Linked DNA regions of Mus musculus: all the other regions are linked to region 1. Evidence: chromatin loops called from intact Hi-C (ENCODE). Cell type or tissue: left cerebral cortex. All regions are shown on one strand.

The links. A loop is a pair of places that touch in the nucleus more often than their neighbours do. Peaks named below come from ENCODE experiments on the same cell type or tissue, not always from the same donor. Only the 100,000 strongest peaks of a DNase experiment are listed, where the experiment ranks them.
Region 2: a loop joins it to region 1, with 5 times the contacts of the local background. A loop is called at or near these places in 11 of 42 quality-filtered maps.
Region 3: it touches region 1 in a loop (4-fold over the local background); 7 of 42 quality-filtered maps call a loop at or near these places.
Region 4: it touches region 1 in a loop (4-fold over the local background); 2 of 42 quality-filtered maps call a loop at or near these places.
Region 5: a loop joins it to region 1, with 2.2 times the contacts of the local background. A loop is called at or near these places in 4 of 42 quality-filtered maps.
Region 6: it touches region 1 in a loop (3-fold over the local background); 7 of 42 quality-filtered maps call a loop at or near these places.

The regions. Positions count from the first base shown.
Region 1 is chr6:51,467,203-51,471,202 of GRCm38, reverse strand. Hnrnpa2b1 (heterogeneous nuclear ribonucleoprotein A2/B1) reads left to right here and starts at 1,358. Exons shown (of 12, transcript NM_001374745.1): 1 at 1,358-1,532; 2 at 3,777-3,812; 3 at 3,908-4,000. The coding sequence starts at 1,527. Cbx3 (chromobox 3) reads right to left here and starts at 587. Exons shown (of 6, transcript NM_007624.4): 1 at 464-587. In left cerebral cortex, a CTCF peak has its summit at 3,409; DNase peaks (open chromatin) are centred at 580, 1,185, 1,997, 2,136 and 1 more place; H3K4me3 peaks cover 4,000 bases; H3K27ac peaks cover 2,665 bases.
Region 2 is chr6:51,381,838-51,385,837 of GRCm38, reverse strand. All of the region lies in intron 1 of Gm6559 (predicted gene 6559), which reads right to left. Among named protein-coding and RNA genes, the nearest start is that of Gm6559, 4.1 kb to the right of the region's middle. In left cerebral cortex, a CTCF peak has its summit at 1,682 (motif pointing left); DNase peaks (open chromatin) are centred at 654 and 1,683.
Region 3 is chr6:51,856,134-51,860,133 of GRCm38, reverse strand. It overlaps Skap2 (src family associated phosphoprotein 2), which reads left to right. Exons shown (of 13, transcript NM_018773.2): 12 at 35-135; 13 at 564-969. The coding sequence ends at 127. Among named protein-coding and RNA genes, the nearest start is that of Gm38811, 150 kb to the right of the region's middle. RefSeq lists an enhancer at 1,520-2,899. In left cerebral cortex, a CTCF peak has its summit at 2,092 (motif pointing right); DNase peaks (open chromatin) are centred at 2,109 and 3,562.
Region 4 is chr6:51,207,316-51,211,315 of GRCm38, reverse strand. Gm32403 (a long non-coding RNA gene) reads left to right here and starts at 3,965. Exons shown (of 4, transcript XR_001785436.1): 1 at 3,965-4,000. In left cerebral cortex, a CTCF peak has its summit at 2,119 (motif pointing left); a DNase peak (open chromatin) is centred at 2,128.
Region 5 is chr6:51,551,671-51,555,670 of GRCm38, reverse strand. The region is part of intron 1 of Snx10 (sorting nexin 10); the gene reads right to left. Among named protein-coding and RNA genes, the nearest start is that of Snx10, 30 kb to the right of the region's middle. In left cerebral cortex, no CTCF peak of the experiment used is centred here; DNase peaks (open chromatin) are centred at 1,550 and 2,347.
Region 6 is chr6:51,578,707-51,582,706 of GRCm38, reverse strand. Snx10 (sorting nexin 10) reads right to left here. Exons shown (of 7, transcript NM_001127349.1): 4 at 2,757-2,857; 5 at 2,307-2,405. Among named protein-coding and RNA genes, the nearest start is that of Snx10, 57 kb to the right of the region's middle. In left cerebral cortex, a CTCF peak has its summit at 2,182 (motif pointing right); a DNase peak (open chromatin) is centred at 2,216.

The sequences.
Region 1 (4,000 bases):
CCCGGTCGGGAGCCCGTCCCCCACCCGAGAGCGCGGGCCTCGTGGTCAGCGCCTCCGCGGGGAGAAACAAAGGCGGCGGCGGGGGCTCAAGGGCACTGCGCCACGGGCCCGCGCCTCCCCCATCCGGCGGCGGCCACGTAGCCGGGAGCGCGCCGCAGCCCGGAGCCTCGGGCCTCGCAGCTGCAGAGCCTGAACCGCTCTCTCCCTGCGGGCCTGCGACGAGGCTGGGGGAGGGGAGGCCCGCGCTTTGTCTGGAGTCTCGGTAGCTGTCATCCGGCTCCCACCCTCATGCACAATTGTCCCATCTCCCCCACGCACCGGCGCGGCGCCCGCCTCAGCGAGGCCCCAGCCGGTTTCCCGCAGCCCGCGGCCCACGGGGCTCGCAGCCTCCCCGCAAGCTCGGACGCACGGAGCATCCTAAACCCCACCACACGCAAGATCGAAAAAAAGCAAAGGCACGAACTTCACCGCTCCGATGCTCAGGGCCGCGGATCCTGCAGAGTCTCCCGCCTGCGCGCTTCGGTTCAGCCACATCCGAGGGGAGGGGGCGCGGGCAGCTCCGCCGGGGGGGAGGGGGAGCACCGCCCACGCCCTGGCCGCGCGGGGCCCGCCGGGAACGCGTCCTGCGGGGGGCGGCGCGCGCAATGCTCACCGTCCGCGGCGTGGCGCCCAGGGGGTCTCCTGGCTGGGGGGAGGGGGGGGAAGGCGGGCAGGAAGGACCGCGGAGGCCTCTCTGCGTCTCGGAGCGCGCCAAAGCGGGGCTCCACCCACCTCCTTGCCCGGATCTTGAAGGCCGGGGAGATAAACAGCGGGGTTCTTTAAGCACCACCTCTCACTAGGCGCGGGATCCCAAGGCTTGTGGCATCCGGGGTGGTACTTGGACTAAAAGTCCTTCTGGGAGGGACCGAGTGAGAACCCCTTTGGGACGTGTAGAAATATTTGTGTGGTTCGAGAATATTTGTGCGGACGGGCTTGGCAAAGGCGTAGCTGCAGAGAGCACGCTTGGGTGGAGAGGGCCGCACGCCCCAGCGCCGGCCTAAGCCCCTCCCGACGGCGTTATTTCAAACTGCGCGACCGTTTCTCCGCTCCCTACGCGGAGGTGGGGGCCGGACCTAGTTCCGGACGTAGTAACACGCCGAGCGCGAGCCTTCCGCAATTCACGGAACACAGTTGCGCAAGTGATGTAAAGCAGTCCCGCTGTACCTAAAGGGGGAGTGTCACGTACTTGGCGTAAGGAGAGTGTAGGCCCTTCCCGCCATTGGCGGCGGTTAGGGCGTTTACGTAACGGCGTGACGTAAGCGGAGACGCGTTAGTGGGGGGAAGGTTCTAGAAAAGCGGCGGTCTCGGCTCCAGCGGCAGTAGCAGCGGCGCCGGTCCCGTGTGCAGGAGCTCCTTTGCGGCCCAGTTTCTTGGCCATCGCCTGCTCTCCCCACAGCGCCAGGACGAGTCCCGTGCGCGTCCGTCCGCGGAGGTCTTTCTCATCTCGCTCGGCTGCGGGAAATCGGGCTGAAGCGACTGAGTCCGCGATGGAGGTAACGGGTTTGAAATCAATGAGTTATTAAAAATGGCATGGCGAGGCCGTAGGCACCGCAATGGAAACCGGCCACCCGCCTCCGTGGTCCGGCGGAGGGGATGCGGCCACTCGAGTGGCGGTTGGCCTTGGCGAGTTTCTGAGGGGTCGTTGGAGGAGGCCTCTGATTGTCCGACCGCCTTCCCCGCCCTCAGCCGCCCGGCGCCATTTCCCTCAGTTGGGGTGGGGGATGGGAAGTGCCCGCCGCGACCGGGCTGGACCGCTAAAGTAGCGCGTGAGCGGGCCATCGCTGGCCTTTCGATGTGCGCGGGCCTAGGGGCTCGGTTGTGTTCGCGGCGGAACGTTTCTGGGGCCCCCCCGGCTTCCCGGAGCGAGTCTGCGAAGCTTCCCCTCCCCCCTCTCCCGGGAACCGGATTTGGCGGCCGCCATTTTCCCGTCTCCTTCCTCGCCACGATTTTGCTTTCAACGCTTTAGGTTTACTAGTTTGGTTTTCTTTTTTCACCACTGCGTAGACGTGTTTAGCGATTTTCCTTTCTTTTGGAAGTCTTCATACCGTTTCGAGGTGGATTTAGCGTTTTGAGCTTGGGTCTTCAGCGTCCTGCGCACCTCGCTAAAGGCTCTCTGCCTTCCCCTCGACGAAATGGCGCCATTGCTTTCTGAAGCCACCGAGGCGCGGGGTGGGGGCGGGGTGGCGGCGCTCCACGAGCTTTACTGGAACAGGCAGAGAGAACGTAGTACAACCGAGGCCTGGGCGGGTGGCTGAAGGCAGCGTCGCTGCAAAGAGACCGTTTTATTTTTCATAATACGTAAGATTACGGGTGCTGTAGTAAAGCACTTGAGCATTAGTATAGTAGGAGGAAGTCAAAGTGGAAAAAATGGGAGCGCTCATCAGGAAGCTAGGGAGGCTATGTTGAGTGCAGGGTTACTTTCCTTTTATTGCAGAACTTTTATCTGCTTAAAGGATCCTCGGATCGAAATAATTCAAATTATAAGCATTTTTAAGGGAATCTTCGAATTTGTTGGTAAAGTCAACGGATCCTTAGCACGTGGTGTTCACTTTAAGGAAGTGAAATAGCTGACTTTTCATAGTTAGCCTTCGCTTAAAGCCTGGTTCAGTGGACGAAAATCCACGTCCTGGCTATATAAAAACTTAGTTTGGGGTCACAGTGTTTGAGCGTGGTCATTCGGTTTTTTTATTTTTTATTTGTTTGAAATTATGATGCATCATTACACTGATAAGCATTAGCTTTCGAATTGAAAGGGGTCTCCTTGGTTATTTTCTTTGACTCTAAGCACACTTATAAATAAAATAACCTTGTTTATAATCGATAGTGGACGTCTGGTAAGTTTGGAAAAAACCCGAGGTAAGTAAAGAGCTTTTGCTTTCGTTAGTGATATGAAAAAACAAGGTGTATTTAATACTTGCAACTTAGTTTAAGGAAAGCCAATTTACTGACATTTTAGTAGAGCTACCAGAAACACTATTTGGAGTCCTGATTAAGGCTTTTGTAACTATTTTGACTATTTAAAACAATTTTGGTCGTTTTTATTAAACATTTCAAAACCTAAAAATTGTAAACATTGGCTTTTTGAGCACATTTTGGAGAAACTTACAAATTTAGGCTATACAGTAAAATAACGGATTTGTTTTATAATTTTGCTTTTTCATTTCGTTGTGCAGTCATAGGTCCTGGATAGTATGACCTAATTTATGAACATCTTGATAAGTTTTTGTACTTAGCTATTGGAAAGCCAGTATTAAGTGCCTGACAAAACCAGATTTAAGGTGATATCTGGAGTTTCAGCATTCTTCATGGAGCTTGTTTCAGAGTTGCAGGATTTTTTTTTTTCATCTTGAGATACTTACAATTAACACCAGAGGGGGCAGCTCAGGGAAAAGCAAATATGCCACTTTTCAGAAACTGAATCTTGGAAGTGGTGAATTTGGAAACAGGTTTTTTAAATTTTTTTTAAATCTAAAAAGTAGTAAATTTTGGACTTGGGTTGTAGAATTTAATGAATTACAAAAGAATTCTTTAATACCCTTTAAATGACCTAAGAGCTGGGTATGGTTTTTCTGAATTTTTTTGAAGAAAATCTAAGAAAGTTTACGTGAATTAGAAGTTAGATCGAATATTAGTGACTTTGAAACTTGTATAGCTCAGGCAATTTTTGGTGTAACACAACTAATATGCAGTTTAACATATGGTTTAAATTTGATGTAAGTTTTTTTTCTCCCCCCCAGAAAACTTTAGAAACTGTTCCTTTGGAGAGGAAAAAGGTACTCTACCAGCAGGTCACCTCATATTTAAGAATTTAATTTCCTGCATACAAAGAAAGTGTAAATAAAAATTGAAATGGTATTTCCCTTTGCAGAGAGAAAAGGAACAGTTCCGAAAGCTCTTTATTGGTGGCTTAAGCTTTGAAACCACAGAAGAAAGTTTGAGAAACTACTATGAGCAATGGGGA
Region 2 (4,000 bases), 85 kb after region 1:
AACAGCATTTGCTTTGATCGATTGGATTAGAATCTTAAGTGGAATTTTGAGTGTCTTCAGATAATATTTTGAGTTCTTAGGGCAGGGGTTTTTAGTTTGGGGCACTACTGTATCAGAGATCCTGAATGAGCAGGTTTCCCAGAAGAGCTGGGCCGGAGGAAAAGCCAGCCTGGGCTATGTAGAGAGACCCCTGTCTTAAACAAACAAGCTAATGAAGTAATGTCCCAGCAAGCTTGGACCTACTTGGGTGTAAGGAATGCCATTTCCCTAGGCCCATATGGATATGCTGAAAACTGGGTCTAAATAAACATATATTATCATATGGGGTGGGGCGGCTCAGCAAATAGTACTGACTCTTTTCTGGATTTTTAAGTTTGGAGTTCTAGAGGAGCAGATATGACGGGAAAGGCCAGGATCTCTGTTTCACACAGTGGGTTCTTTAAATGTAAGCTCAGTCCATCACAAGCTTAAATGCTGTCTTCGGTATCTTTCCCACCCCTAGGACTTCCAGAAGGAGACGTTTGACCTCTGCTCAGGACGGGCTTTCTGAGTTCTTCACAGAAGGGGTCCATTCATCCTGTGCACCAGATGGCAGACTTCATCTCTGGAATTCATCTGCTTTCTAGGCTCATGTTGCCAATTCATGAACGTGACTTACAAGGAGGGTTAGAGATAGGCTTAGCGTTGGTTTTGCTTTGTTCTGTTCTGTTCATTTTATTCGAATGTTTTATTGTGATAAAAAATACATAACATGGACTAGAGAGATGGTATAGCCATTAAAAGCTAGGCTCTCAGCCGGGCGTGGTGGCGTACCCCTTTAATCCCAGCACTCGGGAGGCAGAGGCAGGCAAATTTCTGAGTTCGAGGCCAGCCTGGTCTACAGAGTGAGTTCCAGGATAGCCAGGGCTACACAGAGAAACCCTGTCTTGAAAAAAAAAAACAAACAAACAAACAAAACCAAAACCAAACACAAACAAACCCAAAAGCTAGGCTCTCACAACCAACTCTTTAAAATGCAGATACCATAAAATTTATCATTTTAACCATTTTAGTGCACAGTTTAGTGGTGTTAAAGGCACCCCACGTTCAATACCAATAACTCTTTTTATATTTTTTTCCTGATCTTTTTACTAGATATATTCTTTATTTACGTTTCAAATGTTATTCCCATTCCTGGTTTCCCCTCTGAGAACCTGCTATCCCCTCCCCCGTCTCCCTGCTCACCAGCCCACCCCCTCCCGCTTCCTGGCCCTGGCATTCCCTTGTATTGGGGCATAGAACCTTCACAGGACCAACGGCTTCTCCTCCTATTGATGACCGACAAGGCCATCCTCTGCTACATATGCGGCTGGAGCCAACTCTTTTTATCTTATAAAACGAAAACTCAACTTCCTCATCTCAGCCCCTGCAGCTACCAGTGTGAGCTTGGTTTTATATGGTTCCCTGGAAATTACAATATGACATGTCAATACAGTTTTTTTTTTTTTTTTTTTTTAGGGAATACGGGCATAATTTCACTATATTTCTCCACTTAAAAAATTGAGGAAGGAATTTCTTTGTCTCGGACCAAATTAAAGTCCCTCGGGGACAAGCTTGAGAGCGGGTTGGTCGTCTTTAACTGCACGCGGAGCGTCGGAGCAACTTGGCCAAGAACAAAGAGCCCTGTTCACGTAGGCAAAACAGCGACACCTGCTGATCGATCGCAGAATTACTTTTCAGACAGATTGCTGAGGGTTTTTTTTTTTTTTTTTTTTTTCCTGTCTCACTGTGTACTGGCTTCTATTTGGAAAAGCTGTTGTCTAATCATAGACTATGAATGTTATTTGTTCGAGTCAACTCTGGGATTAGGCACACGGTAGCCAGGCAGGTGCTGGTGCTCTCTCAGGTCTGGTTCACAGCAGGTGGGCGGGCATGTGTGAGCTGCTTGTCCTGACCTGGAGCTTCACCAGCTTCTCTGTGACTGCCAGCTTCTCTCCTTCCACTCTGTAGGGAAAATGTCTCTACCGATCCCTGACCCTGTTCACACTAACCCCCTTTCATAATGTCTTAGAAAAAAAGAGAGACTTTCGTTGCAACCTCACTCCTTAAGTGGCCTAGGAAGGAAGAACGTGCGAATCTTTCTCTTTGATTGCCCTGCCTTTAATTAAATTACACCTGCACGTTCTATATATGCACACACACTGTGACTTACATATATGATCCTTAAGGAGAGGCCCAGGATATATTTAAATCCTAATCTTACCTGATATGTCCCTAGCACGTTCCCAGCCTCATGTGTTTTTGTTACTCAAGCTTGCTGACAGAGGGAAACCTCCTGAGCTCCTGCTATGGTGGGTATGAAACACTCCCTCTCCCAAGTGGTTTCCAAGTCGGGTTGGGTTGTGAACTCTGCCACCCTCTTTTCCCTTCCCCAATTGAATCAGAATTTCTGGAGTTAGGACTCAGGAACCTGGATGCGTGATAAGCACCCAGGTGATTCCTCTGCTGCATTGCCAAGGATAACCTTGAACTCTGTGTGTGTGTGTGTGTGTGTGTGTGTGTGTGTGTGTGTGTGTGTGTATGAGAGAGAGAGAGAGAGAGAGAGAGAGAGAGCACAAGCGAGAGAAACAGAGAGAGAGAGGGAGAGAGAGAGAGAGAGAGAGAGAGAGAGCATGCTTACAGCAAGTGGAGGTTGAAGGACAGATGGAAATTGATGCTGGTCCTTACATTCTTCTTGTTCCACAGAGGGTCTCTTTGCTGGCTTCTGTTGGGTGAGCTGGACTGGCTGATTGATTCTTGGCTTCCCCTCCTGCCACAGATGAGTGCTACTGCTCTGAGCTTCAGGTGGCTTCTGGGGTTTGGATTCAATTCCTCCCTGGCAGACACTTTACCCACGGAGCACCCACTTTCCCACCCCCCGACCTTGAACTTCTGCTCCTCCTGCCTCCACTTCCGGAGCGTGGGGATTGGATACCTGCGTGCCTTTTCTCGTGGTGCTGGAATTGCAGACCAAGGCTTTGAGCATGACAAATCACCAGTCTCTTGAATCATAGCTTGAGCTATGCTGAGACTTGGGGTATATGCAAAGACACATACACAAATATGTCCCGGAAACAATTGTATGTTTTGACCGCTGATACTTTGTCTTCTATCTCATCAAAAGACTTTCGGTGCAGCCCGGGCCTAGAGTCTTTGGCAAGAGTCTGCCGTGGCGGCTTCTGCTATGCCTGTCACTGTGCACACATTCCGTGTGCAGCCATAGCTTTCCTTCTTTCTTTCCTGCTTGGCCACTCCATATGTCACCGCTGGTGACATTACATCTAAAACTTTTCAGACGGAGTCACACAGCTACTCCCTGAACAGGAAGTCACTTTCAGATCACCTAAGGCAAAGTGGGGGGTCTCGACCCAGTGCAGGTAAACTGCACAGTGAATTCCAGGCTAACCTGAGTCACATGAGGCTCTGTCTCAAGAAACCCCAGAATATTTTAAAATGAAAGTTTCTGTCTTTGGTGCTTATTAGCTTATAATTGACAGAATATTGGGAGAATGGGTAAAGCAGGTCCGCCACAAGGCTTAGCCATCTGAGTGGATGCTGATTGGATGGATTGTGAACATCAGCTGTTACCTGTCACCTGACTGGAGAGCCTCAGGGAGTCCCTTTCTCATATTTAAAAAAAAAATGGAATTAAACATTCTTTTAAATTTAATTTTTATTTACGTATGCATGGGAGTGTCTGTGTGTGCAGTTGTTGCATGAGTGTGGGTGCCTGCAGAGGCCAGAACATAGTGTTGGATTCCCTGGATTTATAGGCAGTTGCAAGCCACCTAACGTGGGTGCTGTGAACCAACCTTGGGATCTCGTCAAGAGCAGCAAGTGCTCCTAACCGCTGAGCCATCTCTCCAGCCTTTGCTCTCCTATCTTGACCCAGCGCTTGCCATTATGACATTAGCCATTCTCAGAGTCTGGCTGAAAACAGGGAACCAAACTACCTTTGTTAGGGGTTGAACCCCTTCATTTC
Region 3 (4,000 bases), 390 kb before region 1:
CTCGTGGCTAATCCTGCGTATTGTTTTCAATTAGGAATACAATAGATATGGCTGGTGGGTAGGAGAGATGAAGGGAGCCATTGGCTTGGTGCCTAAAGCCTACCTAATGGAGATGTATGATATTTGAGAGTCTGGGTAAGTACATTTTAATCCAATATTCTGTAATAGCTCTTATGTTCTCTTGCTCTCTTCCTTGTGTCTTTGCCTTTTTAAGTCTTTGTAGTTTTCTGATAACATAAGTATGGTGCCCCAAATCTGTTTTTATTTTTGTTTTATTTTGTTTTGCTTCAGCTTTAATTTTTAAAAATAACTCTAGAGAATTTACTTTGGAAGTGAACAGATTACTTAAAGTTCCTTTGATAATAACCAGCTGTGTTCGTAAACCTCCTCCTAGCTAGTAAAATGCCACTTTTATGGCCTTCCTGAGGAAATTAATTGAAAACCGTTGAGCAAATTTTCACTTTTGTTTGAGTAAAAATGTTTTTTCTTTCTAAGCAGGATAAATAAAGAGCATTTCTACTGAAGAAGAAAACTTAAATGTAGCTTTCTCTTTTTGCCTGCAGAGAAGTCTTGTGTCTGTCTGCAAGTGCCTTGGAACATGGAATGCCTGAGTGCCTGCTCGGAGCCACCTTCCTTTGGGTGAACATTCCTGCCTCAGCTGCCATTCGATGTAGTCACGCACTAAAGCACTCTGATGTCAGATTGAGCAGGCAGTGATGGGTTACATTAGATACAAGCAGTAGAGATAAGACCTGTTGCTGTTTTGCAAATAATAATTAGTTTTAATTTACCCGTTTGGTTTGTATGGTAGAATTCACTGTGATTGTACGTGAATCTTAGTCATTGAAGCGCCGGTGAGGGTTGCTGTTTCTCTTAGTCGCTGGGTGTAAGTTATTTTTAGAGTGCCACAAATAATTTCCTAGACTTTGTACATTTTGAGTCAATAATAAAGACTTCTTTAAAGCTGTAGAGATGACTTAGCCTGGTATTTTATTCTTCATAGAGTAATAACATGTTTTCATTAAAGAAGTTGTATAGACTCACGGGTTTACCTGCTGTAGGTAAGAAAGAATAAACCGGTGCTTGAATTACAGATAGAGGGAAAGTGGCAGCCTGCTGTCCGCTGGCGCACAGATCAAACCAGAGCCGGGTTGCTGAAAGCCCTTCAGTATCCTAATTTGATGATGGGCTTGCCAGTGTTTTCTAATATAATTTTATTTAAATTTAATGAAATCAAAGATTCATAAGAAAGCCCATTTACCATTAATACAATGGTATAAACAACTTGGGCATGTTTTCAGAGTCCGAGGCAGGCAGGTATTCGCTGACCTCTCTGACTCTATCACTGCACTATCACAATCCCACCGCTAAGTAGCAGTCCTGGCCGAAACTCCTGTGCGCTGCTCTGGACCAAACGGAAGAGACAGACTCTTGCGGGATGGCAGCAGTTGGCAGCCAGCAGTGAGTGAAGGGAAGGCTGACTTGCTCTCTGATACTGCTGTTGATGCATGGGTAAGGGTTGCAGAATCCTGACTCTTTCATATATAGTTAAAATTGGGGTGTTTTTAATCATCTCTAGAGACGGCAGGAGAGCCTTACTCTGTCTCAGATGCACCAGTGACTAGATATTTTGGAGTAAATGGGATCTACTATTGAATCATTCTAGTGCAGGTTCTAGCTTTTGCCTAATTTTGCAGGTCGGAATGCAAATGGGCTGATAATATTTTTTAAATCTCCACTATTTATGTAAAACTATATTTACAGGCAATAGTAGAGTGTTTATTTTACTGTTATACTATGTATGTTGTGATCACTCATTTTCCAAAGTCAAAGAAAAAAATCCTGTTTACCTATGTAGACATAGTTCAAGTTTTCAGAAATTACATTTGTACAGTTACTCATTTCCTACTAAAGTGTCATCTAAATAGGTTGAAATCATCTTGGCAAAAGTTAGACAGGCAGAAATTAATTCAGTGGTTCATCTTTCAGAGCCAGCATGGTTGAAAAGCCAAGCCTAGCCTATGGTTACGGGGTTGTGCCTTTAACCTAAGTGGCCAGCAGATGGCAGCAGCTTGTCGTTTGCACGTGGACCCACTTGGGAACCCCTCCCCCACCACAGCCGACTGAGAGGCCGTGTGATTTCCGTCTTCTTTTCCAGTTAATCCAGGAGAGGGAGTCCTTTGCCAACGGATGGCCCCCGTTTCCAGCACAGAGGCCGCTCTTCCCAGAGCCGTGTGTGGCCTTTGTTCTTTTCTAAACGTGAATATACATGGGAGATAGAAGACTGGAACCAAAGGCCTTTAAAATTGGGAAAGATGAGAAAACCTGCCACTCCCTGTGCTTTAAGTGCGCTTTCTGTTGAGTTGATAAACTCATCTTTGTGCTATGAAGAAGTTTCTCTCTACCCTTGACAGTACATCACATTCTCTTCAAGATCATAATAACATCATTAATGTGAATTTAAACAACAGGGCTTGTTAGAAAATATGCTAATTGTTATGTTCTCATTATGTTTGCCTAGCTTTTATTTGTTTTTCTATGAACAGTTAGAGAGCTAATTTTTCTGAAAGGTGATTGTAAGTCATATTTTATATAGCATTTTGCTTGATGGTTTGCTCTGTACTGAATTTGTACTCTGTTGCCATTAGATCTTACAATAATGTTCCACTCTGCAAATTTTTAAGGTTCAAATAAAGTTTAATTGTTTGCAAACTGTTATGATGCTAATAATTCAACAGCCTGCTGTGTTACTAATGAAATTACTTTGTTATGATTAATTTGGAGAATAGTGTGTTGATTGTAGTAATTAAGCACAACAAGGTGAAGTAAATGATGCTAATGCCATCTGGCCTCCAAACCGAATGAAGAAATGAAATAGGGCTGTCATTTGAATTTATTCAAAGAAGTAAGCATCGTGCACATGGCTCCCATGTCTGTGGGGTTTGCACTTAACCACCGCTCACCCCACCCCATTTTGACCACTTTTCGGCATATGACAGGTTTGTTTTTTGTTTTTTGTTTTTTTAATGAAAAATGGTGTTGGTTGTCCAGTAGTTGATGTGAATACTTGGTTTTAAACTGATTATTTTAACTGTAATTCAATTACAGATAATTACATACAGTACATAGGAGCGTAGCGAGGAGAATCACTTTGCAGCCATCTGTAGGTAAAGTCGGTACATGTGGGCCTTTTTATTTTCTGTCAGTGGAGAAACACTTTGGCCCTAGCCCTTCACAAGTAGCCCGGCTCCCTTTGCTTGTTTTAAAGTGTTTGTCTTTACTGGTGGAGTCTACTCTTGTTGCTTAGGTACAGCCATGAGATGTGGTACAGCCTGGAGCAGGGCAAATGGTCTCCAGTAAACACCTGTGAACTGCCTTGATACCCTACAGTAGGTCAAGACTTAAGATTTAAGAAGAGGGGAAAAAAAGAACTTGATCTTTGTACCCAGACAAACAAAAACCAAACAGCCACAATCCTTCGCAACCGGTCCTCTTTCCTGAGGCCTTAGCAGCTGGGCACCGGGTTTGTCGGTTACCGAGTGTAGCAAAAGTGTAGGTGACTGCAACATCAAGCTATAGCACTGTGCTTAGCCACGTGTTCAAGGTTATGTAACTTTTTCAAGTGAGAGGCACAGGTGGCTCAAGGAGCTTGGAGCAAGCATGTAGCTCCTCTTTCCGAGCACCCTAAGCTACCACTGCCTTCATTACCCTCAGGCAATGTCAGAGGAGCCAGCTCCCACCCTGTACCTTAGAAAAAAGCCCTGTAGAATTTCACCTTGGGTGGATCTGATAAGAATTTCAGAGTCAAGTGTGGTGGCATGTGGCTGTGATAGAGGCAAGAATATCAAAAGTCCCAGGCCAGTCTGGGCTACATAGTATCATCCTGTATTAAAGGGAATCAATAAAGGAAAAATCCTAAGAGGAAAAGTTTCACGGGTCCAATTATAATATAATTATTGTGCTTTAAAAAAAAAACCACAAAAACAAAACCAAACAAACA
Region 4 (4,000 bases), 260 kb after region 1:
TCCAGGCCTGTCCTCAGCCCCCCTTTTGGCGGAAGAATTTTGTGGGTCTAAGTTCCCACGAAGGTCACTAGGTGGGCAGAAGTGGGTGGGGAGGCTGTGGCCAGCGAGCAGAGCCCCCAGAAGCTGTCCACACTGCTGCTGAGGTTGAAGACAGTGTGTGTTTGCTTAGAACTGTCTAGAACACACGGGAGAGGCGTTATGGGGAAAAAAGGGGTCTTGGATGGGTAAAACTGTGGACAAAGAGCCTCTTAGCAGAGACAGCTTGGTCCTACCTGTAAACATGAGTGGTGAAGGGCAGGGGCTGGAAGGGTAGAAAGAATGTCATAGGAATCCCAAGATTTCTCAGGTGTGGAGGACACCCTGGCTTTGACACTTCCCAACACCCAAGTAGACTGTCACTACAGAGAACTAAGTGAGACTTCAAGATCCTAATGGTCAAATCTCCATTTTTTATTTCACGGAAGCCATAGTCTTCCTAGTATATTAGTTAGTGAGTGCTGACTGACTAATGTCCCTAGTCCCTAGTCAATCACAGTGGCTTAGCACAGTCGAAGTCACACCTTGATCATGGTCCTCCCTGATTGAGTTTGTCAGTGCCCTGAGAGGGTACCTCTCACACAGCAACTCAGGGGGACCTGCTGACTTTCATGCTGTGGCCCCATGGAGCCAAGGGCTTGCTGCTGGGTGTCTGTATTCTGCTGACACAGATAGAGGACCTTGCAGGTGACAGGCAGACCTGCTCACATTCCTTAAACCTTTGTTGAGTCCAAACCTCACCTGGAGAGAGACTGGGCCACGGCACCTTGCACAGGAAGAAGATTGAATGGGCTTGGGCATGCATAAAGGCGGGTCAGCCATTTGTAGGTGGGTCAGCCATTTGCATTGCTGACCTAAACATGGAGATGAGTCAGTTGACAGCTATTTAATGAGTGATCTCTAATAATTCAGGACTTTTGATCTTTGGAGGCCAGAAGACTTGATTTTGAATATTGTTGTGTGATCTTGGGCTAAGAATTAAGCCTCCAATTGTCCTGTGGGAAATGGGCTATCTCATGGGGTCACTGTGACCATGAGATGAAACAAGAGACAACAATGCGCATGTGACAATGCATGCTTAGTCGTGGGAGCCTTTGGGACTGGATGAGAGGAAGAAAGGAACACTCTCTTTGTCCTGTTTGGATTAGCCATGGGTGCCAGCGAGGCCCAGCCGGGTCCAGAGACCATCTTCCTCGAGACAGCAAGAACGGCTTTAGTTTTCCCAATCTCTTGCTAAATTTCAGTTATGCATTTTGATGGACCTGGGATTTGGAAAAGAAAAGCAAAAAAATCCCCCAGCCCACGGCGCCCATTTTCTCTGATCAATAGAAATCCAGGCACTTAGCAAAAAGCCCCAGCAAATTATCTTTGTTCTGTCTGAGACTGCCACATACAGAAAGCAGTGGCTTTACTGTTTTTCTTTTTTAATATGTATTTCTAGAGGCAGTAAAAAGAAACAATCTTTTTAAAAAATCATTTAATTTTTTTTACTTCAGACCTGGGCCACGGGACTCGACTCCGGTGCCTGGTGTGTCCAGAATATGGCAGCCATGAAGGGTTTCCACAACTATTTACTGATTGGATTAGAAGATGAATGAAAGCTGATACCTGGGTAATAACAATTAAGATAATGCTGGAAACATGGAGGCTATGTGGGGGAAGTACAGCAGAATAAATGTGATATTTCCTAAATGGTTTCTTCTCTAGTAAACAACAACAACAACAACAACAACAACAACACACACACACACACACACACACACACACACACACACACACACACACGGGAGTGGGAGAGGAGAGAGAGAGAGAGAGAGATCCTACACAAAGCAACGTGAAGAGGAAGACAAACTGCCTTTCTTAGCACATTGTCTTTTCAAATAACCTTGTAAGCCTCCCTAGTTAATCTTTGTAATGATGGGATATCTAAAACAATAAACAAAATAACTTCCGGTGCTCAGAAGGTTAACAATTTTTATTTTGTCTTGGTTTGTTTTTATTTGTTTGTTTTCTTCAAGAAATGGTTGTTCAATTTGAGGTGGAAAAAAAATGGCTCCTGAAATTGCAAAACGTGGTCCTGTAGTGCCCCCTGGTGTCTATTTTATGGAATTGGCAAAGCCTGAATTGTGTTCCGCCCTAGTCATTAGCATAATCTTGACTTATTTATGAGCCTGAGCTAGATTCTTTTAGAGAGGCGTCCTTACAGGCTGCATCAACCCCCCTCCCTCTCCCTCTCCCTCTCCCTCTCCCCCCCCCCCCCCTCTCTCTCTCTCTCTCTCTCTCTCTCTCTCTCTCTCTCTCTCTCTCTCTCTCTTCCTCCCTCCCTCCCTCTCTCCCTCTCTCTCTCTCTCTCTTCCTCCCTCCCTCCCTCTCTCCCTCTCTCCCTCCCTCCCTCCCTCTTCCCCCCTTCCAACTGGCGCACTACCACACTATGAAAGCAATTGTATGTCAATGTTAGCATAGGATTTAAACTGAAAGCAGTATTACATTGGAAAGAAGCCTTTTCACCTCAAAAAATATTAATGGCTTTCCTTTAAAAACTATTTTTCAGAAAGCAGATTATTAAGCAGTTTCTTTTGTCCATAAAGATATTCTTTATAAATCGGTCTAACAGAGGACAGTTTTAATTTTAATTTTAGAGATTTATTATCACATGTAATAATTAAGCCATTTTCTTTTTTTTTGTTGAGAACCATTCATTTATATAAAAGATATACAGAACCAGTCTAGTTTGTGAGAATAAATAGATCAGATAAATCCACAATAATCCAAACGGCAGGACTCTGATGCCTAAACACTGACACTAAAATTACACTTAGAATTATTTAAGAGGGGGGAGGTCAATTTAGTGCAATTGGCAGGGTTTTTTTTTTTAAAGGGCTAAATGTTATCCATGGCCTTCAGGAACTCCAGACCTCGGGCGGAGACACATTGGCAGTGCTCACCGTATGAAGCAAATGTAACATAAGAGGAAGCACCCAGGCTGAGAGGGAGGAGGAGAGACGTCCCCAGAAGCCACGACTTTGGAGGGCTGCAGCGGCAGAGGAGGCAAGGGGGAGCGGGACATGGCACGGGTAGAGTGGGAAAGAGCAGAGAGCCAGCACAGCAGGGAGGGGGTGAGCTTCTGGGGTCCTACAAGGAGCCCAGGAGGGTTCCAAGGAGTAAGGCAGAGGAGAGGCATGAGGAGCAGCCTATACCCTCCCCCGCTCTCGCCTTCCCGCACCCCACCCCGCCCCCCCTCCCCCGGTACCAGCTGGAGCTGACACCAGATTATCAGTGAGATGAGTCTCAAATTCCCTTTCCTGGCTTTCCAGGAACAGGGAGATAAAGAGCTTGGATATCAAGGAAGAGGCACAGGGTGGAAGGACAGAGGACTCTGTCCTATCCTCAGACAAAGCTCTGGTTGGGCGATGCTAACCTCAGGCGTGCTTTGTGACTTCTCTCAGTCTTAGTCCTTTCTCCTGTAAGGCAGACGTGATAATCTCTTCTTCATGGGACTGGAGAGGGCGTGGGGGGCGTGCTTGGCAGAGGGGCTGAGACTGCAGGTGCCCTGAGAATGGCAGTTACTTTCCACAATCGGGGAGTCCTTGCAAGGACTTTCATCATAAAGCGCCTTGTCTGGCTCCGTGTTCTTATGTGACTATAGCGTTGGCATCTAGGCTGGAAGTGTCCTGTAAGTCAGGGCCACCTCATTATCACAGGTGGGTGCAGGGAAAGTGAAGGTCAGGAGGACAGTCTAGTGTGCGTTTGCCACAGCTAGGTTCAGTGATGAAAGCTAAAAGCTGGAGGAGTCTTTCCCATCTCTGTTTAGGGAAGTCCATTTGCATAATGGTATTAGCCAAGCAGGTGAACAAAGACAGGCTGCAAGGCTGGAAAGCCCTGGGTTGGAGCTCCAGTTTCCCTGACTCCATGTCTGTTTGCTCAGCTGGAAAACAGTGAGGCGGCGACTTCTCTGAGACAAGAC
Region 5 (4,000 bases), 84 kb before region 1:
CGCATAAGTTTGGACAAACAACCAATGTGTACATATGCAGTAAAGTTTTTTGCAAAGACACTGCCTGGCCCAGGCATGATAATGAGGCTTTGAGAGTATAACCAATCAGATGTGAGACATGCAAATGAGGTATGATAATGAGGCTCTGTGAGGTACAGCGAGAGAGTAGCCAATCAGATGAGGAACATGCAAATGAGGCTTAGTGCATAACCAATCCGGGTGTGAGACATGCCTCTCCTAGGCCTATATAAGCAGCACCAGTTCTGGGCTTGGGGGTCTCTTCGCCTCTGCAATCAAGCTCTCCCAATAAACGTGTGCAGAAGGATCCTGTTGCAGCGTCGTTACTGCTGGCCAGTCCAGCGCGCGCAAGACAAAGTGAAACTCTTCCTCAAAAAAAAAAAATTGGGAGCTGGAAAAATGGCTCAGTGATGCTGGATTCTCTGCAGCCACAGGAAGGCTCACAACCATCCATAACTCCAGTTCCAGGGATCCAGTGACCTCTTCTGAGCTGTGTGCCAGGTATGCACATACATACATGCAGGCAAATACAGGGACGAGAAAGGTGACGTAACAGAGGTGCTCACTGCCAAGCACAACAACCTAAATTCAACCCCCTGCATGCGAGCAGTGGGAGAACCCGCTCCTCCAAGTAACCAGCTAGATAACCGACACACGCACACGCACGCACAGGCACACACGCACACACCCAAACACTCACAGGAACTAAGTTAGCTTCGCTTCTCTGTGCTCCACTTTCTCATAAGATACTCGGCTATTTTCTTTCCCTTTCCCCTCCCCTCCCTTCTTTTCTTTTCTTTTCTTTCCTTTTTTCTTTTCTTTTCTTTTCAGATTTATTTATTATTATATCTAAGTACACCGTTACTCTCTTCAGACACACCAGAGAGGGCATCAGATCTCATTACGGATAGTTGTGAGCCACCATGTGGTTGCTGAGATTTGAACTCAGGACCTTGGGAAGAGCACTCAGTGCACTTAACCGCTGAGCCATCTCTCCAGCACCCTCGGCTATTTTTCTAATTTAAAGTTTTAAGTGACTGCTGACTTCTTATGCTCATATTCTCAAGGACACTAGGTATTTCACTAGGTTTTCTGGGGAGCAGTTTTCTTACCTGCTCTGCACTGGGCAGGGCAAGCACGCTCCCACACATCCCCAGGGCCCCCAGGGCTCTCGGAGGACAGGATCCTGTCCAGGGCTACAGTCCCTTTACCCTACTTTTGTGACCCTCCCTAAGGATGAGTTGCAACACCAAGGATGTGTGTTGGACTCCGGAGAAGCCAACCCACAAGCTGGGTGCCTCAGGTACCACCCCGTGGTTAGATAATTGTAGCTCTCGGCAGGCATTTGAACCAGGAAACCTCGGGGCACTGCTTGGAAGCACTTAGGGAAATAAGCCGGGAAAGCGGTTACCGGAAATGGGAGAGATAAGGATGTCCCAGCCAAACGGCTCAGAGGTTAATAGTAAAAAGATGTGGAGAAAAAGGTATGGGCCTGAACAATGCCTGTCACAGACCCGGCGCCTGTGTGTGCTGCCGCTGGGTCTGACGCAGGGACCTGCATGCTTTGAGCTAGCATACCAAAATTTGGTCTGAGTCACTGTTCCATTGCTGTGAGCAGACACCAAGGCCAAGGCAACTTATAAAGAAACACTAGAAAGGCGTGGTGCCACGGCTTTTAATCCCAGGCGGATCTCTGAGTCTGGGGCCAGCCTGGTCTACAGGCAAGGCTACATGGAGAAACCCGGTCGAAAGAAGGAAAGAACGAAAGGAAGGAGGGAGAGAGGGAGGGAGGGGAAGAGGGGTGAGAGGAGGGGTAAGGAGGGGAGGAGAGGGAGGGAGGAAGAGATAAAGCTAGCAGGCACTACCTGAGGGCTTGCTTACAATTTGAGACTTAGTCCTTGGTCATCAAGGTAAAAGGTATGGCGGCAGGCAGGCATGTCTCTGGAGCAGTTGTTACTGCTTACACGTAGTGGTGGGGGTTTTTGAAACCTCAACGTTCACCCCCAGTGACAGAGCTCCTCCAACAAGGTTACACCCCCTAATCTTTCCTAAACAGCCCACTTGGAACCTCAAACATTCAAATATGAGCCTATAAGCCATTTCTAGTCAAACCAGCACAGACTTTTAGAGGCTATTTGTATGAAAAAGAAAAAAAAAAAAATCAACCAAGCACTAACGTTCAAATCTCTAAAACATGTGTTAGAAGTTAAACTTGTGGTGCCAAACGTGACCAAATTTAGGGTTTAAAATTAGCAGACAAGAAAAAAATGAACTTCACAACTATTTTGACAACGTTCTGCTTGGAACAGGGTGCAGATCTGCACAGCGAACGCATTGGGGACTTTCCTCCTCACGCTAGAAAAGACGCCATTGCAGTACAAAGATGGGAAATGAACCACCGTGAGGAGGAAAGGTGACAGAACTTACAGGAACAGCAGAGGCAGGCCGGGGCGGCCACCAGAGCGAGCGACATGCTGGTAATAAGGATGTCCTTGTGGGCGGTGAAACAGCCCTCGCCTCCTAGCAAGTACCCCTCCCACCTTCTCAGAGATCTTTATGCTACATGGCTCCCTTCCCTCATGATCTATTTGAGTCCCTCTTGCTTATTTCCTTTTTTTTTTTAATTTGTTTGTTTTTTGTTGTTGTTTTTGTTTGTTTGTTTTTACGAGACAGGGTTTCTCTGTATAGCCCTGGCTGTCCTGGAACTCACTTTGTAAACCAGGCTGGCCTTGAACTCAGAAATCCGCCTGCATCTGCCTCCCGAGTGCTGGGATTAAAGGTGTGCGCCACCACGCCCGGCTGCTTATTTCCATTTTAGAACAGCTGGTAAATGCAGGCGTGGTAGTTCATGGCTGTGATCCAGCTCTTCTTCAGGAGGCTGAGGCAGAAGGATGCTGCCCAATCCAAGCTAACCTGGACTACTAAGTATGACTGTTTCAAAAATAAGCAAGTAAATAAAAAGAGGGGAAACTGACTGACAGCAGGGTATTTGGAGTTCTCTCATGCCCCTCCTGATCCTTGCCAAAGGATTTTTTTTTTTTTTAAAGATAGGGTTTCACCTGGTGTGGAGTGGAGGCACACAGATTCAAGCTTAGGTCTTGGGAGGTGGAGGAGGGGTGGGGGATCAAGAATTTAACAGCAGGCCGGGCGTGGTGGCGTACGTCTTTAATCCCAGGACTCAGGAGGTAGAGGCAGAGGCAGGTGGATTTCTGAGTTTGAGGCCAGCCTGGTCTACAAAGTGAGTTCCAGGACAGCCTGGGCTATACAGAGAAACCCTGTCTCGGAAAAAAAAAAAAAAAAAAAGAACTTAACAGCAAGCCCCACACAAGCATGAATTGCATGAGACTCAATAAAATAAATTTGAATTAAAATTTAAAACAGCATTTATATATATATAATCAGAACTAACAGACAAAACACTGTCAAAGAAATCTCAGCACTCAGAAGACATAGGACCAGGAGTTCAAGGTCAGCCTTGGCTATGTGACACAGTCACAACAGCCCTTCCTTACCCCCACAAAAAGAAAATTAAAGGAAATCTAGCTATGGAGAAAACATCCTATGTTGTTCATGGCTCAGAAAACATTTGGGCACTCACTAGCCCAGGCAACGTCTTTCTTCAAATGACTTTCTGAACTGAGTGTAGTAGCTCACATCTATAACCCTAGCATTTAAGTGTCTGAGACAAGACTGTCATAAGCCTGAGGCCAGTCTCAGCTATATAATGGGTTCCAGGCCAGCCTAGATTACCCCACATCTATATTCGGATATATACTTTTTATTTGCTGACAAGAGACCTAGTATAGTTAAAACAATCCTGAAAAGGAAGCAGGAAGAAGGGCTTCTACTTCCTGATTTGCAAACCAACTCCAAAGCTGCAGTACTATGAAGCACAAAATGCTACAGGCACACGGGCAAAGGAAGCCGGTATACGGATCAGGTAAGCAGAATGTAAAGTCCCCAAGTAGACCACGCTTCTGTG
Region 6 (4,000 bases), 110 kb before region 1:
GAAAACATCAAGAGCCAGGGCTGATGGGAGACCCAAGTTCCTTGAGCTCTCGAAGCAGGATGTTCTCCTCTGTGACATGTGACAAAGCCACATTCAAACAATACCCAGTACAGAAACACCTCTGCAGCAGCTCAGTCCCCACGGGAGCAGATACTGGCACAGTGCTGTCAAAGTTCAGTGCTTAAAAGCACTGCAGGGAGCAAACCCTGGAAGCCGGGCACGGTGGTGCACACCTGTAATCCCAGTCTGGGCAGGCAATCAGGACCAGACTCCGGTACACAGGTTTGAGGCCAGTCTAGATGACATGACACTTTAAAAAGGCCAGCCACGGAGGAGTGATCAGTGGCCTGCATTTCCCTAGTGACATAAACACAGACACCTGCTGTCCCTGAACCTGCAATAGCCCAACAGCGCCCACCCACTACTCCCCTACCCCCAGCCCCAGGGCTAGCCTGGCCTATGGGATTCCCCCATCCTGCTCGGGCCACAAGGCCACACTGTGGCTCCCATAGAGCAGCTTCCAGAATAGAGGCTGCTCTGCAAACGTGAGCTCCATCTCAAGGGAGAGCCATTCGCCACTGGGCACCTTAGAGACGACAGTTAACAGAGTTCTCCCTAGGAGCGGGAGAGATGGCTCGAGGGTTAAGAGCACTGGCTGATCCCCCCAGAGGACCTGGGTTCAATTCCCAGCACCCACATGGCAGCTCACAACTGCCTATAACTCCAGTTTCAGGGGATCTGACACCCACACACAGCCATGCATGCAGGCAAAACATGAATGTCCATGAAATAAAAATAATTATATTTTTAAAATAATATATTATTAAAACATATAAATATATATTATTTATATATAAATATATAATAATAATAATATAAACCCAGTTGTCCCTAAGGGAGAAATGATGAAAGTCTGGACCAGCGCTTTGTTCTGTCACACCTGTGACATGACAAAGGACCCTGCTGTGATGTTTTCAGAGGCCTCAGCTCATCTAACAGCTCCTCTGGGCTTTTCACAGGGGTCACTCCAGTGTCAGTCCTCCCTGTCCGCAGTTCATCAGCTCCCAGCTTTCTGCGTGTCCTAGGGACCTCCTGGAAGGAAAGGCACCGTGCCAATCTAATAGAAACAGATATTAATATTCATGTGCACACTTAGTACCCAGGCCCTTTATAAGCGAGCCACGTGGGAAAAGCAGCGTGCTACTTCAGAGCAGCTCGGGGTCCTACTTAGTGAACTCAAAAGGAGGTAATTTCAGATCCCAAAGCCACCAGAAGAACGGACAGTTGGGGCCTTGCCTCTAACTTGTACTCGCCTGTCTCCTTGTCTACAAGATGGAAAAGCAAGCTCACAGCTGTTTCAGCCCTGAGTACTAAAATAATAATAACTGCCAACACTCAGAAATCAGGTTGTCAGACACTATGTAAGTGCTCTGCAGCTCTCAGCCCGCTTACCTGTCTCGGCCCTTATGGGGGAAGGGCCATCATTGTCCCTGTTTTATAGATGGGACAACATAGGCCCAGAGAAAGGAAAAGGCTTGCCTGACTCCCAGCTACTTAAGTGGCAGACCCAGGATTTGAACCCCAGCAGCCCAGCTTCAGCATCTGTGTGCAAATCCGTGAGTGTCAGGCCTCTAGGGAGGGGGTGAGACAACGGGAAGTTCTGGTGGCCTGGACTCCAGGCAGCTCCCGGGGAAGGGTGGAAGCGTGCCCCATCGCAGAAACCAGAGTCAACCTACTGAGACCACTCAGACGACACACGCACTTGACAAACGGCCCTCTGCAAGGACGAACTGAGCCATGCAGTCAGAGAAGGGTCGTCCAGGCTGTTCTAACTGCTGTATCTGAAGCTAGTTTTAAAGAAGTGTTTCCTGTAAACACAAGGCACGCTTATCTCCTGGGAGACTTTTGTCAGCCAGACTCCTGCGTAACTTGCCATCTGCTTTACCTTGGTTGCTGTTTGCCTGGGTTAGTTATTGTTTTGGGATATTTATTTGTTTTATTTGTTTGACAAGGAATGGCCTAGAACTTACTGCAACGCCTAGGCTGGCCTCAAACTCACAGAAATCCTCCTGCCTCAGATGTGTATGCTGGCGCTGTATCTACTGTGCTCTTAAGAGACCATGTGTTTATTCTGATTCAGACATGCATTATTTGCAAGCGCTGTTCACATCTGTACCATTCGATGCCAGCCACAAGATGGCGCTCTAACACAGGCTATAAATGTCGGTGGCCAGCAATCAGAGCTATCATCTCCCACACAGACCCGCTCTGTCCACATCCCTTGCCTGGTGCAGGCCCTTACTTACTTTCTGAGGAAATCTTCCAAGCCCTGGCGGCGTTGGTCGACATGCTGGCGATTGTTCATGTTGAAAAACAGGTTTTTAGACGGAAGTTCTGGTAATTGTCTGATAAGAAAGAGAAAAGTCGATCACCAATCACAGTGACTTAGCTACAGACATTGCTCAACATGAAGGCATGCGTGCTGTGCACGGTAATAATCATCACACAGCTATCACCTAATTATTGTCGTGTGATATTAATTTAAAGGAGAATCTGTCTTTAAACACTTCTGGGGGCCATTCGTGATTAATATCCATAAAGGCTGGTAAAGCTAAGAGATGGATATTAAATTCAGATGCAGAAGGCACAAAGGAAGCACGCCTGTGCCCTGTTCTTACCTCACGCATCTTAACGCTATCAACTTTCAGCAGAACTAGACTCATGGCTCCCGGTAATTTAAACTTTAAGTCACTTACACCAGCAACGCGTTGCTTTGGAGTCTTTGCCTCAGCCACACGAACTCTCTATACCTTCTTCGTACACAAGATGTTTTCATTGTAAAACACATGCTATTTGTCTGTATAGAAACAGAAAAAACATGAGCCTCACCTAAGGGGAAAAAGCACTTTCTTAATATATATATATTATATCTCATGATGTTACCCTCACTACTCTAAGTAGTGTGCAAGCCATGAGACATGTGTGCATTTATGTGTGCACTGCAAAATCTTTCATGTAGCTTATCAGTCTCAGTCCCAGAAGAAGCCATGACGACAGGAATGAGCAGTGTTAGCCCTGGGTGGGCATGGCCCTCCCCTGACCAGACTCCTGAAGGAGGGAGGCCTGTGCTCTCCTAACGACAAGCATTGTTTCCAAGGATGGATCACTAAGGAAAACTCCAGTGGGCATGTTTGCCCACCCTGTCATCTCAGACTCAGGCAGGAGGCAGGAGGACTGAGTTCAAATCCAGCCTGGATTACACAGTGAGATCCCATCGTGAGAAACACACACGAGCCCTAAAATGCACAATGCTCCAGCGCATCCACTGCATTTTTAACCCCACGTCCAGGCGTCCGTGGATCAGCACTGACTTCCTGCAGCTCTTCACAAAGCATCCCAGACATCTGCAAATGTCAGCCCTGGTTCTCCTCCAGGAAATGACATCAGCTCTGAGTGGGGCAAACAGGGTGGACATGAAAAGGACCAGAGAGCACCTGACAGGTATAGCTGACAACACTGTCACCAGCTAGCGTCTGTTTCCCCGTAGCAGCCCTGAGACAAACTTGGGAAACAAACAAGCCTAAGTCCCCAGCCTAGGCTAAGCCACGATGCCTCTCCTCTGGGTAAACCCCGAATGAGCAGGCGGTCCCTCTGGGTACCACAAAGCTGACAAACAGCTGGGTCTGCTAGATTCAAAACACAAGCCATCTCGGCTGAGTGTGGTGGCTCGCATCTATAACCCAAGGACTTGAAGAAGCTGAGGCAGGAGCATTGCCTGCCACCTGTTTGGGCGACAGGGTGAATTCCAGGCAGTCTGAGCTATAGAGTAAGATCCTGTGTAAAGCCTCAACCATTCCTACAAAACAAACAAACAAACAAAAATACCCTCTATTTTATATATTCACTTTAAAAGAAGATCCACTTATAATCATTACATTGCTAAATGAGAAATTAGCTTTTGCTACTAAGATCTTCATTATTTCAAAACCTACCCTGCCAG